Linked DNA regions of Homo sapiens: region 2 is linked to region 1. A link is a contact called in ENCODE Hi-C or POLR2A ChIA-PET data. All regions are on one chromosome and are shown on one strand. The core of a region is the stretch at or near the end of the contact, and the rest is flanking DNA. Distances in the headings are between cores, read along the strand shown.

Region 1 (6,096 bases), core at 2,330-4,829:
GAAAAAGAAACCTAAGTGCTCTGGCCCAGTCCTGGGGCTCTGGGAGGCTCACGCTCCCTCCTCAGGCTGGGGACCCAGGTCTGTCCGTGCCCTCATCTTCCTCCTCTGCCATGACCACCTCCTCCAGGGTACGTCCTCGAAGTTTGCTCTCCACTAACACCTTGCACGTACTGGCAGGCGGTAGCCCTTCCTCCACGTAGCGACCCCTCAGGAACACAACTCTCTCCTCTCCGTCCAAGGGCAGCCCGTGGGCCTGGCACAGGTCCCGTGCTTCCCTGAGTCCATCCAGGGCCAAGAGGTTGACCATGAAGCCCAGAGGCAAGGTCTGGCCCTTGGGGGTGCTAAAGGCACGAGCGAAGCGGGCCAGGGCTTCCCGGCGGGCATGGCCCACATGGCACTGCACAGCGCAACTTGGCAGGTAGGGCAGGGTCTGGAGCAGACGGAACAGGCGGGCAGCATTGCCCTCTCGGAAGGCAGCATCTACCGCCAAGGCCTTGCGGAGGGGCGGGCAGGCGCGCAGGGCAGCAGGCAGCTGTAGAACCTCATGCAGGGCTTCCACCGAGCCTGTGAGAGCGGGAAGCCAGAATGAGGACGCCTGGTCCTTACAGGATCAGGCTCATCTCCCCTCCCAACACCCTGTCCTTCCTCTCTCCTCGACCACGCCCCTTCTCTAGGCCTAGCCCAACTTCCCTCTCCCCTCTAAGGGCCAGCCTTTGGCTCCTTCCCCAACCTATATTTGAATGAGTGGCCTCAGGCTCTTGACTTCCTGCAGTCCAGATCCTTACTTACAACACTGAAGTGGGCAGGGTTTACGGATTTGGGAAGCTGGCCCAGATAATTGAATGATTCGCCTGAGAGTGTCCTAGGGCGGGTATGTAGTTGAGCCTGACCCCAGTCCAAGTTTTCGGACTTGGATTTCCCACTACCCTGGCTTCCCTGTACCCACAGTTTTGGAAGCCAACTCTGCCCCACTTTCCCCTGACCACCTGGGAAGGCCCCTTCCTTCAGGAGACTCTGCCCTTGCTTCCCTTCTGGAAGAGTCTCAGACACTGGAACCTTGGCCCTCATTTGTAAACTGGGGCTTCTGACCAATAAGTAGGTTGTGAAGTCAACAGCATTTTGTTAAAATTGTATAGGGCAGGGCCTTTTTTTTTTTTTTTTTTTTTTTTTTTTGAGACAGACTTGCTTTGTCACCCAGGCTGAAGTATAGTGGCTCTTGGCTCACTGCAATCTCCACTACCTCCCAGGTTCAGGTGATTCCCCTGCATCAGCCTCCTGAGTAGCTGGGATTACGGGTATGCACCACCACACCCAGCTAATTTCTGCATTTTTAGTAGAGAGGGCCCAGCCAGAACAGAGCTTATTTGGGCACAGTGGCTCATGCCTGTAATCCCAGCACTTTGGGAGGCCAACGCGGTAGGATCACTTTAGCCCAGGAGTTTGAGAGCAACCTGGTCAACATGGCAAGACTCCAATCCCTATATAAAAATAAATTTTAAAAAATTAAAAGAAAAGAAAATCATGGTCCTGCCACTACTACTGTTAACCAGTGCTGTGTCAACAGGCAAGTCACCTCACCACCCTGGGCTTCGATTTCTTCCCCCACTAGACCAGGGATAATTACCATGCCTTCTTCAGAGGAACAGTGTGGACAAAAATAAACCATTCACTGGGCATGATGGCCACACCCGGCTACTTGGGAGGGTGGGGCAGGAGGATCACTTGAGCCCAGGAATTCGAGTGGCAACATGCGAGATCCCATCTCTACAAAAAAAATTTTTTTAAGTTAGCCGGGTGTGATTGCATACATCTGTGGTCCCAGCTACTTGGAAGGCTGAGGCAGAAGGATCCCTTGAGCCCACGAGGTTGAGGCTGCAGTGAACTATAATTAAGCCACTGTACTCCAGCCTGGGCAAGAGTGAGACCCTGTCTCAAAAAACACAAACAGGCCGGGTGCAGTGACTCACGCCTGTAATCCCAGCACTTTGGGAGGCAGAGGTGAGCTATCATTTTGAGGTCAGGAGTTCGAGACCAGCATGGCCAACATGGTGTTGGCCTGTCTCTACTAAATATCCAAACACTAGCCGGGTGTGGTGGTGCACGCCTGTAGTCCCAGCTCTTTGGGAGGCTGACGCAGGCGAATAGCCTGAACCCGGGAGGCGGAGGTTGCAGTTAGGCAAGATCATGCCACCGCACTCCAGCCTGGGCGACAGAGCTAGACTCTGTCTCAAAAACAAAGAAAGAAACAAATAATAAGAGTTTATTGGAATGCATCGCCCATAGAAAGTATCTCTAATGCCTTAAACTTCTGTCTCAGGTATATTCGTGGGCATATGTGTTCTTGTTTGCTTGGTAACCCTGACTGGGCGGGGAGGTTAAAAGAGTTTGAAAATCAGCCGGGCGCGGTGGCTCACGCCTGTAATCCCAGCACTTTGTGAGGCCAAGGTGGGCGGATCACGAGGTCAGGAGTTCGAGACCAGCCTGACCAACATGGTGAAACCCCCGTCTCTACTAAATACAAAAATTAGCTGGGTGTGGTGGCGCGCGCCTGTGATCCCAGCTACTCAGGAGGCTGAGGCAGAAGAATCGCTTGACCCAGGGAGGCGGAGGTTGCAGTGAGCCGAGATCGCGCCACTGCACTCCAGCCTGGGCGACAGAGCGAGACTCAAAAAAAAAAAAGTTTGAAAATCACTATTTAGACCAATTCTCCCTTTCCACCCTTGCCCCCTCCACTTTTATTCCTGAGACAACTAAGACCCAGAGATGGGCCCGAGGTCCCACGTCGGGGCTCGGTGGATCTTGTGCTGTCCTGGGAGGGGGCTAATGGTGAGATGTTAAAGCTAATCCTTCCTTTCCCTACCTCCACTGTCATGGTGGGCTCCTGTCCCCACGCTCTGCCCAGCCGCCAGGATCCCGACTCACCCAGGTTATAGAGCAGAAAGAGGCCCTGGAAGGCGGGTTGGCGGGGGTGCGGCCCGGCGCCCCGCGCGTAGCAGCGCCGCAGCGAGCCGAAGCCCTCCTGCACCTGGGCCTGCAGCAGCACCGGGTCCGCGGGTCCCCGCGCCGCGTCGGGCCCGAGCCGCGCCACTACGGTCAGCAGCGTGGCCAGCGCCGCCTCCAGCACCACAGCTGCCTCGGCGTCGCCCGCTCCCTGCAGCGCCAGGTCCAGGAGCACAGCTCGCAAGCGGTCTGCCACGAAGCTGGCCACCTCGGCGCGGGCGATGTCGGCGCTCTCCGCCACCTCACCGGCCAGGTAGCGCACGGTGGCCAGCAGCACGGAGGGCGGACGCAACTGGCTGGGCGGGGGCCGGGGCTTGCCGGCGGCGGGTCGGCTGTACTCCTTCACCGCGCGCTGCGGATCCGCGCGGGGCGGGTCCTGGCGGCAACCCGGCACCACCTCCAAGCGGTGCAGGCGGTGCTCCCTTTCGCGCTGGGCGCGCTCGGCGGCCGGGCACATGTCCGGGCAGGTGCCCACGGGCAGCTCGCAGCCGGGCATGAGGGGGCTGCGGGGAGACGGTGGGCGCTCAGCATCCCGGGGACGGCAGTGCTGCGGGAAGGCACGCGAGGCCGGCCGGGGGGTGGGGAGCGGCGGGTCGGGGCGGGGCTGAACCTGTCTGGGCCCGCCTTCCCGCCATGATCCCCGGCCTTCGGGCCGCCCATCGAGCCACCTCTGTCCTCTCACCCAGTCCAGTCGAGTTGGCCTCCCGAGATGCACTGCGTTGTAGTCCAGCTACGCCTCTGCGGCTCCGCGCGCTCTAGGGCGGCTAACGGCCCCCATCGAGCGCCAAGTTCAGCTTCGCGCGCTCCCCTTAGTGTTTTTAACGTGTAGCCCGGGCCGCTCCCATGATACACCGGTGTAGTCCCTGCCGCAACCAACCGCTTTGTGGTGAGGCGGGGCGGGGCGGGGCTGAGGCCACGCCTTCCAGCCCGCTGAGCAATCAGGATTTGGCTTTGGGGCCTCTGAGACAAGTACCCGGGCTTTGGGTTCCTCTCCTTCGTCCCTTCCACCCAATAAACCGGCTCCATCGGCTTGTCCTCTATTTCCCTGAGACTATGCTCCCTATTTTCTAGCTCAGGGGCCAGCAAATGTTTTCTGCAAAGGGCCAGGTTGTAAATGTTTTGGGATTTGCAGGCGGCAAAGACTCAACTCTGCAACTGTTTCAACTGCCAGTGTAGCGCGAAAGCAGCTATCACAATACTAAATGAATTAGCCTGGTTGTGTTCCAACAAATTTTATTTATGGACTCTTAAATTTCATATAATTTTCACTTGTCACATATAAATTTCACCTGTCATTGTCACAGAATATTATTTTGATTTTTTTAATCATTAAAAAAAGTAAAAACCACTCTCACAGCCCTTACATTAAAAAGGAGGTGGGCCAGATTTGGCTGCAGGTGGGAGTTTGCAGACCCCAGTTCTAGAGGGGTAAACTAATGGTTTAATGACCACAGCTGCTGCTCACACATCAAGACAGACAGACATGGGCCGGGCGTAGTGACTCATGCCTGTAATCTCAGCACTTTGGGAGACTGAGGCGGGTGGATCACTTGAGGTCAGGAGTTCGAGACCAGCCTGGCCAACATGGTGTAACCCCGTCCCTACTGAAAATACAAAATATTAGCTGGGCGTGGTGGCATGTGCCTGCAATCTCAGCTACTGGGGAGGCTGAGACAGGAGAACTGCTTGAACCTGGGAGGTGGAGGTTGCAGTGAGCCGCGATCCCACCACTGCACTCCAGTCTGGGCGACACAGCGAGACTCCAACTCAAAAAAACCCCAAAAAGACAGGCAGGGTCAGAAGTGTGAGTCCTTGATTCCAAGGTGGCAGGTGTAATCAGGGAGCTAAGAATTCATTATTTTTCTCATTCTTGGTCCAGTTACCTACAGAAATGGCTCCTGTAATTACAAGACCAGGAGGTAGGGCCAGGCCCTGGGGAGAGGAGAAGGGGCTGGCAGTGCAGGAGCGAGAGTCCCAGGGAATGGCCCACTCCCTGTTAGGGTGGGAGTTGAGACAGGTGCAGGCGCAGGATCTCCTCTGCCCGCTTCAGGTACTCAGCTGCCTTCTTCTTCACACCTTCCTGGCGGGCAGGCAACGGGTCACCTGTGGAGAGAGAATGCTCAGCTGAGGCACCTGGGCACCACTGGCCTGGTCAGAACCCCTGGTCGGGTCCTTTACAATTCGCAGAGCATCACCATGTGCTTTTCCCTCCTCTCTGGGGCCCAGCATCCATTCTCCTCAGTCTACAAATAAGAAAACTGAGGCCATGCTGGGCGCGGTGGCTCACGCCTGTAATCCCAGCACTTTGGGAGGCCGAGGTGGGTGGATCACGAGGTCAGGGGTTCGAGACCAGCCTGACCAACATGGTGAAAGCCCATCTCTACTAAAACTACAAAAATTCGCTGGGCGTGGTGGCACGTGCCTGTAATCCCAGCTACTCAGGAGGCTGAGGCAGGAGAATGGCTTGAACCTGGGAGGTGGAGGTTGCAGTGAGCCAAGATTGTGCCACTGCACTCCAGCCTGGGCGACAGAGCGAGACTCTGTCTCAAAAAATAAAAATAAATAAATAAAAATAAATAAAAAATAAAAATTCAAAAATTAGCCAGGCATGGTGGTGGGCGCCTGTAATCCCAGCTAGTCGGGAGGCTGAGGCAGTAGAATCACTTGAACCTGGGGGGCGGAGGTTGCAGTGAGCCGAGATTGTGCACTCCAGCCTGCAACAAGAGCAAGACTCTGTCTCAAAAAAAAAAAAAAAAAAAGAGGAAGAAGAAAACTGAGGCCACAAGAGGTTAAAAACAACAACAACAAAAAAACAGAAACAAAAATCTGCCCAGGTTACACAGCTGGTCAGTGAGGAGTAAAAGGGCTCCTGATCCGTGATTTGCTTGTTTTTTTGCTCCCTTCATCACTGCCCCACCTGGGACCCAGGCCTGACCCTCCACCCTCAGTCCCTACTCACTGGGGACTCCCTGAAGCAAGACGTGCACGCCGTCTCGATAGCCCTGGAGTGCAGCAGCGTAAGCGCCTGCCTTCTCATCCCGCAGGGCCTGGGTGATGAGCTCTGTGGCCTGGCTTAGGTAGGCAGGGGTGGGCCCT
Region 2 (5,401 bases), core at 1,077-3,576, 270 kb before region 1:
TGGCGGAAATCCAGCTCAGCTTGCAAGGAGCTGGGGGAAGGGTGGGGACGCATGGGCACCCTGAGGTCTTGGAATCCCGTCACGCATTCATCCTGTGTCAACCATGCCAGGCCTGGGGGCCATGCTGACAAACATGCAATTTGTCGCTCGTCAGGAGAGAAGTCCTGGGGGGGGCTTGTCTTCCTTTTCACTCATGGAGCGTGGGGCTGACTGGTGGGATGTACCCAGAGCCTGGGCCAGGTCCTCCCCGCACCCCCAACCCCATCACACGGCAGCGCCAAGACAGCCTGAGTGTTTCCACAACAAATTGGGCGTCCCTGACAGCTGTCTCACTCACAGCCAGATGTACACACCCAATTCCAGATGTGGGGAGAATCGAGGGTGAGGCCAGCATCAGCGGCCCAGGGGAGAGCTGGGAATTACAACCCTCACGCCCCAGGAATTTAGATTTGGCAACTGCAAGACCCTAGGATCCAGCTTGCCACGCACAGTTTCTCATCTTAAAGCTCCCAGTCACGGCATGGTGGGGTCATTACGGCCCTTTACAGAAGTCGAAGCTGAACCTCAGAGATGTTAAGTAACATTGGCGACGTCATCCAGTTAGGAAGTGGAAGAGTGGGTACCCAGCCTGGTCCACGTGGTTCCCATGCAGTGGGCCACGCCTACTTCCATAATATGTTTGGGGAGCGGGAGAGAAAGGGGCTCACAGCTAGGCTGGGAACAGTGGGTCCCCAGATCTCCTCCATCTACATCCTGACCTTTGGCTGCCCCCGTCTGCCCAACTTTCATGTGTCCAGAGATATGAGAATGAGGTCTCCATCAGGACAGGGCTGTGGGGAGCTGGGAGGGGAGCTCCCTGCAGCAGTCGGGGAGCAGATAGGAGCATCCTAGCTCTCTGTGATTGCCCTGGACAGGAGCCCTGGACCTCCCAATGAGAAAATGACTTCCGGCAGGCAGGGATCCTCCTATCATGAAGAATATTAGGCCACCTCACACCCCCTCTTCTCCTAAATCAGGAGACTGTCCTTAAATCCAGCTCCACCTGGGACTTCCTCAGTAACCTTCAGCAAGACGCCTCTCCTCTCTGGGTCTCACCTTTCCCATCTATAAAATGGGCTGACAACGAAGCCACCACTAAAGGGCCACTGGAGATCCCACTGCAATATTGCAGGTGAGAGCGCCAATGTACAATAGCGGGGTTCAGCGGGTCACTGTAGGTTTTATCATTCATTCAGCAAATATCTACAAGGCCTTCCTTCCTCAAGCACTTCGATTCTCCGGGGCCAGTGCTTTGAACAATAGCAAAAACGAAGGGCTCCTGACCCCAGGCGTCCACCTCCTCCCGCCCTCCTAGACCTCGAGGATGCAGAGACCCTCTAGCGGCCGCTGGGTCTCCCGGGGTCCCGGTGCCTCCGGAGAGGTGCCCGGCTCCGCGGCCGCCAGGTGGCGCGCGTGCTCCCTTGATCGCCTCGTGTCCCGGAGGACTCCGAGAGCGCACCGGGGTCTCCAGCGCCCCTCCCCCGGGCTCCAGGCAGGCGGTCCCCAAGGAGCTGCGCGTTCAAGTACCAGATGGGGATTACCTGCGAGATCTTTTTGCTTCGGGGTTTCTGGTCCCACAATCGGGGAAAAAGGGGGCGATTGGGGACCCTGCCCTAGTCTCCAAGCTCTGGGAGGAGCCTCCCCCCTGTGCTTTCCGGCCTGGGCGATGTCCTAGTGTCCGCTCGGCACAGGGCCAGAGCTCGGGCGTGCGGGCCCCCGCCCCTCCCACGGGTCCGGCTCCTTAGCTCCGGCTCGGGTTCCTGCGCCGACCCCTCCCCACTCCTACCCGGGCGGAGCCCAGCCCAGCCCGGATCCGTTTCAGGACATTCGCGGCCGCAGCTAAAGATAGGAGAACAACTCACTATCGGCTAAAAATACGGCCCCCAGCCCCGGTGGGGATGCTGGGCGGCGGGGCACCCCTGGGTCTCGGGAGGGGGGCGGGGGCCCGGACACAAAATGGAGGGCAGAACGGGGAATTCGGGGTCGGGATGCGTTGCGCCCCCACGGACCGTGGCGGGCACGGGCGAGGCTGCGGGAACCCAGATGCGGGTGGGAAGCCCCATGGAGCCCTAGGAGCCCTCGAAAGGAACTGAGTGAGGTGAGAGGCAGAGCCAGGGCGCGAGCTGGGGCGGGGCGCCACAGAGATGGGCCTCTCGGGGGACCCCCGCGAAGCTGCGAAAATCCCAGCCCGAACTCACCGTGAGGCGCGCAGACGGCAGACCGGCGGACAGCAAGGTCTCAGGAGCTGGACAGCGCGGCGGCCGGACCCGACCGGCGGTGAACTTACAGAGTGCACCGCGGACCCCGCAGCCCCGCCCCGGCCCGCGGAGCCAATGCCGGGGCCGCGCCAGCCAAGCCCCTCCCCATCCCCGCCCAGGCCCCGCCCCACTCCGGGCACCGCCCGGGGCTCCCGGCGTGGGAGGTGCCGCTCCCGGGTCCAGCGGTCGCGCGCGCCCTGGAGTCCTGTCCTGGTTCTGGCGGCTGAGGGCCGGGTGGCGCAGGCGGCCTCCGGCTGTGCCCATGGGAACTAAAACCTTCGGTTCTAGAAGAGCCGGGGGAGAGGCTCCGGGAAGACCGAATTCTTCAGAAATCGCAGAGAGACCTTGGACCGGATCCTTCCCTGCAGGGCTGCGTCGGGGAAGCGCCGGCACAAGTATATTCAGCGACTTCCTTGGAAGCGCCTACGTTAGAATACTACAAACTTACAAGCTAGTTGATCAGTTTACCTCCCACTAGAAAAGACAGTATGGGAAGGCAGAGGCCGCGTGGCCTGGACCCCCGTCTTTGCTGTCAGGCTTCCAGAGTGAAGGTGGGGCTCATATTCAGACTAGTTCCTGGTCCATTCATTCTTTCAGTCAGTCAGTCAGTCATTCCTACAGGGCCAGAAACTTTTTTTTTTTTTGAGACAGAGTTTCGCTCTTGTTGCCCAGACTGCTCACCGCAACCTCCGTCTCCTGGGTTCAAGAGATTCTCCTGCCTCAGCCTCCCGAGTAGCTGGGATTACAGGCATGTGCCAGCACACCTGGCTAATTTTTGTATTCTTAGTAGAGACGGAGTTTCTCCATGTTGGCCAGGCTGGTCTCGAATTCCCGACCTCAAGTGATCTGCCCGCCTCGGCCTCCCGAAGTGCTGCAATTACAGGCGTGAGCCACCGCGCCCGGCCCAGAAACATGTTTTGAAGGGCAGGCACCGCACAGGGTGCTGGAGACAGACTGAAGGAAACTGCACCTCTCAGTGACTCAAGAGAGATTTGTTGAGTATCTACCAAGTGCCTAGCGCTGTTCTTGTCCCTGGGGATTCAGCCTCTGGATTGGGACCTGCAGCCCAGAGAAGGGAAATGGGGGAAATCCAAGTTCCCAGGTACATCATGATACCCTTCCAGGTGGGTAAGTGCTAAGAAGAGTGGGGCAGAGGAAGTGGTGGGTAGTGACGGGGTGGACAGACCTCACTTTCTAGAGGATGACAGCTATGCCAGCTCAGTGTGACCAGGATGGTTGGCTTCAATGCTGTCAGTGTGGGAAGGGCTTTTAGGGAGGCAGAGCCGGGAAGACCTCAGTGGGGGAGGCAGGATGCTGGGGGTGGGGGAAGATGCCAGACAAGCTGGGAGGTCCGGATGGGAAGAAGGGGATCATGGTAGGTAAAATAACAGCCCCCCTAAATATGTTCACATCTAGCCAGGTGCTGTGGCTCATGCCTATAATCCCAGCACTTTGGGAGGCCAAGGTGGGAGGATTGCTTGGGTCCAGGAGTTTGACACTGACACCAGCCTGAGCAACATAGTGAGACCCTGTTTCTACAACAAATAAATTAGCCGGACATGGTGGCTCAAGCCTGTAGTCCCAGGTACTCTGGAGGCTTAGGTAGGAGAATTGCTTGAACCTGGGAGGTTAAGGCTGCAGTGAGCTGTGATCACGCCACTGCACTCCAGCCTGGGCAATAGAGCAAAAACCCATGTAAAAAAAAAAAAAGAAAAGAAAAAAAGCCCACATCCGAACCTGTGTAATCTATGAATATGTTTTGTTACATGAGAAATGGAAATGAAAATTGCCAATGAGGGCTGGGCGCCGTGGCTCATGCCTGTAATCCCAGCACTTTGGGAGGTCAAGGCAGGTGGATCACGAGGTCAGGAGATCGAGACCATCCTGGCTAATATGGTGAAATCCCGTCTCTACTAAAAATACAAAAAAAAAAAAAAATTAGCCGAGCATGGTGGCAGGCACCTGCAGTCCCAGCTACTCGGGCGCCTGTAGTCCCAGCTACTCAGGAGGCTGAGGCAGGAGAATGGCATGAACCTGGGAGGCGGAGCTTGTAGTGAGCCGAGATCGCACCACTGCACTCCAGCCTGGGCGACAGAGCGAGACTCCGTCTCAAAAAAAAAAAAAAGAAAAAAAAGAAAATTGCCAATGAAATTATGGTTGCAAATCAGCTGACTTTAAAATAGCTTATGCTGAAGTATCTGGGTGGGCCAGTGTAATAACAAGGGTTTTTAAAAGTAGAAGCAGGAGACAGAGAAAGAGATGTGATAGGCCGGGCGTGGTGGCTCACGACTCACGCCTGTAATCCCAGCACTTTGGGAGGCTGAGACGGGTGGATCACAAGGTCAGGAGTTCAAGACCATCCTGGCTAACACGGTGAAACCCCGTCTCTACTAAAAATACAAAAAATTAGCTGGGTGTGGTGACACGTGCCTGTAGTCCCAGCTACTTGGGGGGCTGAGGCAGGAAAATCGCTTGAACCTGGGAGACAGAGGTTGCAGTGAGTCGAGATTGTGCCATTGCACTCTAGCTGGAGTGACACAGCGAGACTCCGTCTCAAAAAAAAAAGAGAGAGATGTGATGACTGAAGGGCCAGAGAAATGATGTGTTGCTGCCTTTGAAGATGGAGGCAGAGGCCCCAAACCAAGGAACTGCTTCAGAAGCTGGAAAATACAAGGAAACAGGTTCTACCCTATCTACCCTAGAGGCTCCAGAAGGAACACAGCCCTGCCCTCACCTCCTCACCTTGATCTTAGCTCAGTGAGACTCACACATTGGCCTTTTTTTTTTTTTTTTTTTGAGATAGAGTCTTGCTCTATTGCCCAGGCTGGAGTGCAGTGGTGCAACCTCGGCTCACTGCAACCTCCATCTCCTAGGTTCAAGCGATTCTCCTGCCTCAGCCTCCCGAGTAGCTGGGGTTACAGACGCCCGCCACCATGCCTGGCTAATTTTTGTATTTTTAGTATAGATAGGGTTTCACCATGTTGGCCAGGCTGCTCTCAAACTCCTGACCTCAAGTGATCCACCCACCTTGGCCTCCCAAAGTGCTGGGATTATAGGCATGAGCCACCTCGCTCAGCCCCATGTTGACCTTCTAACCTATAGAA

The links. A loop is a pair of places that touch in the nucleus more often than their neighbours do. ChIA-PET counts read pairs that join two places held with the same protein, here RNA polymerase II (POLR2A). Pooled maps may share reads with other maps.
Region 2: a loop to region 1 is called in a pooled map, with 4 times the contacts of the local background. The contact joins the promoter of CDC42EP2 here to the promoter of SAC3D1 in region 1. A Hi-C loop is called at or near these places in 4 of 50 pooled maps. POLR2A ChIA-PET finds 5 or more read pairs at or near these places in 6 of 52 experiments (B cell, CD8-positive, alpha-beta memory T cell, GM12878 and 3 more).

The regions. Positions count from the first base shown.
Region 1 is chr11:65,038,693-65,044,788 of GRCh38, reverse strand. It overlaps SAC3D1 (SAC3 domain containing 1), which reads right to left and starts at 3,579. Exons shown (of 2, transcript NM_013299.4): 1 at 2,923-3,579; 2 at 1-564. The coding sequence starts at 3,496. The coding sequence ends at 62. It overlaps SNX15 (sorting nexin 15), which reads right to left. Exons shown (of 8, transcript NM_013306.5): 7 at 5,960-6,096; 8 at 4,217-5,103. The coding sequence ends at 4,997. ARL2-SNX15 (ARL2-SNX15 readthrough (NMD candidate)) reads right to left here. Exons shown (of 11, transcript NR_037650.2): 10 at 5,960-6,096; 11 at 4,217-5,103. RefSeq lists enhancers at 413-959, 5,740-5,859, 5,930-5,979 and silencers at 2,911-2,960, 2,981-3,660.
Region 2 is chr11:65,311,791-65,317,191 of GRCh38, reverse strand. It overlaps CDC42EP2 (CDC42 effector protein 2), which reads right to left and starts at 2,326. Exons shown (of 2, transcript NM_006779.4): 1 at 2,238-2,326. It overlaps LOC105369344 (a long non-coding RNA gene), which reads left to right and starts at 2,503. Exons shown (of 3, transcript XR_007062727.1): 1 at 2,503-3,421. RefSeq lists silencers at 1,369-1,528, 1,699-1,828, 2,289-2,668.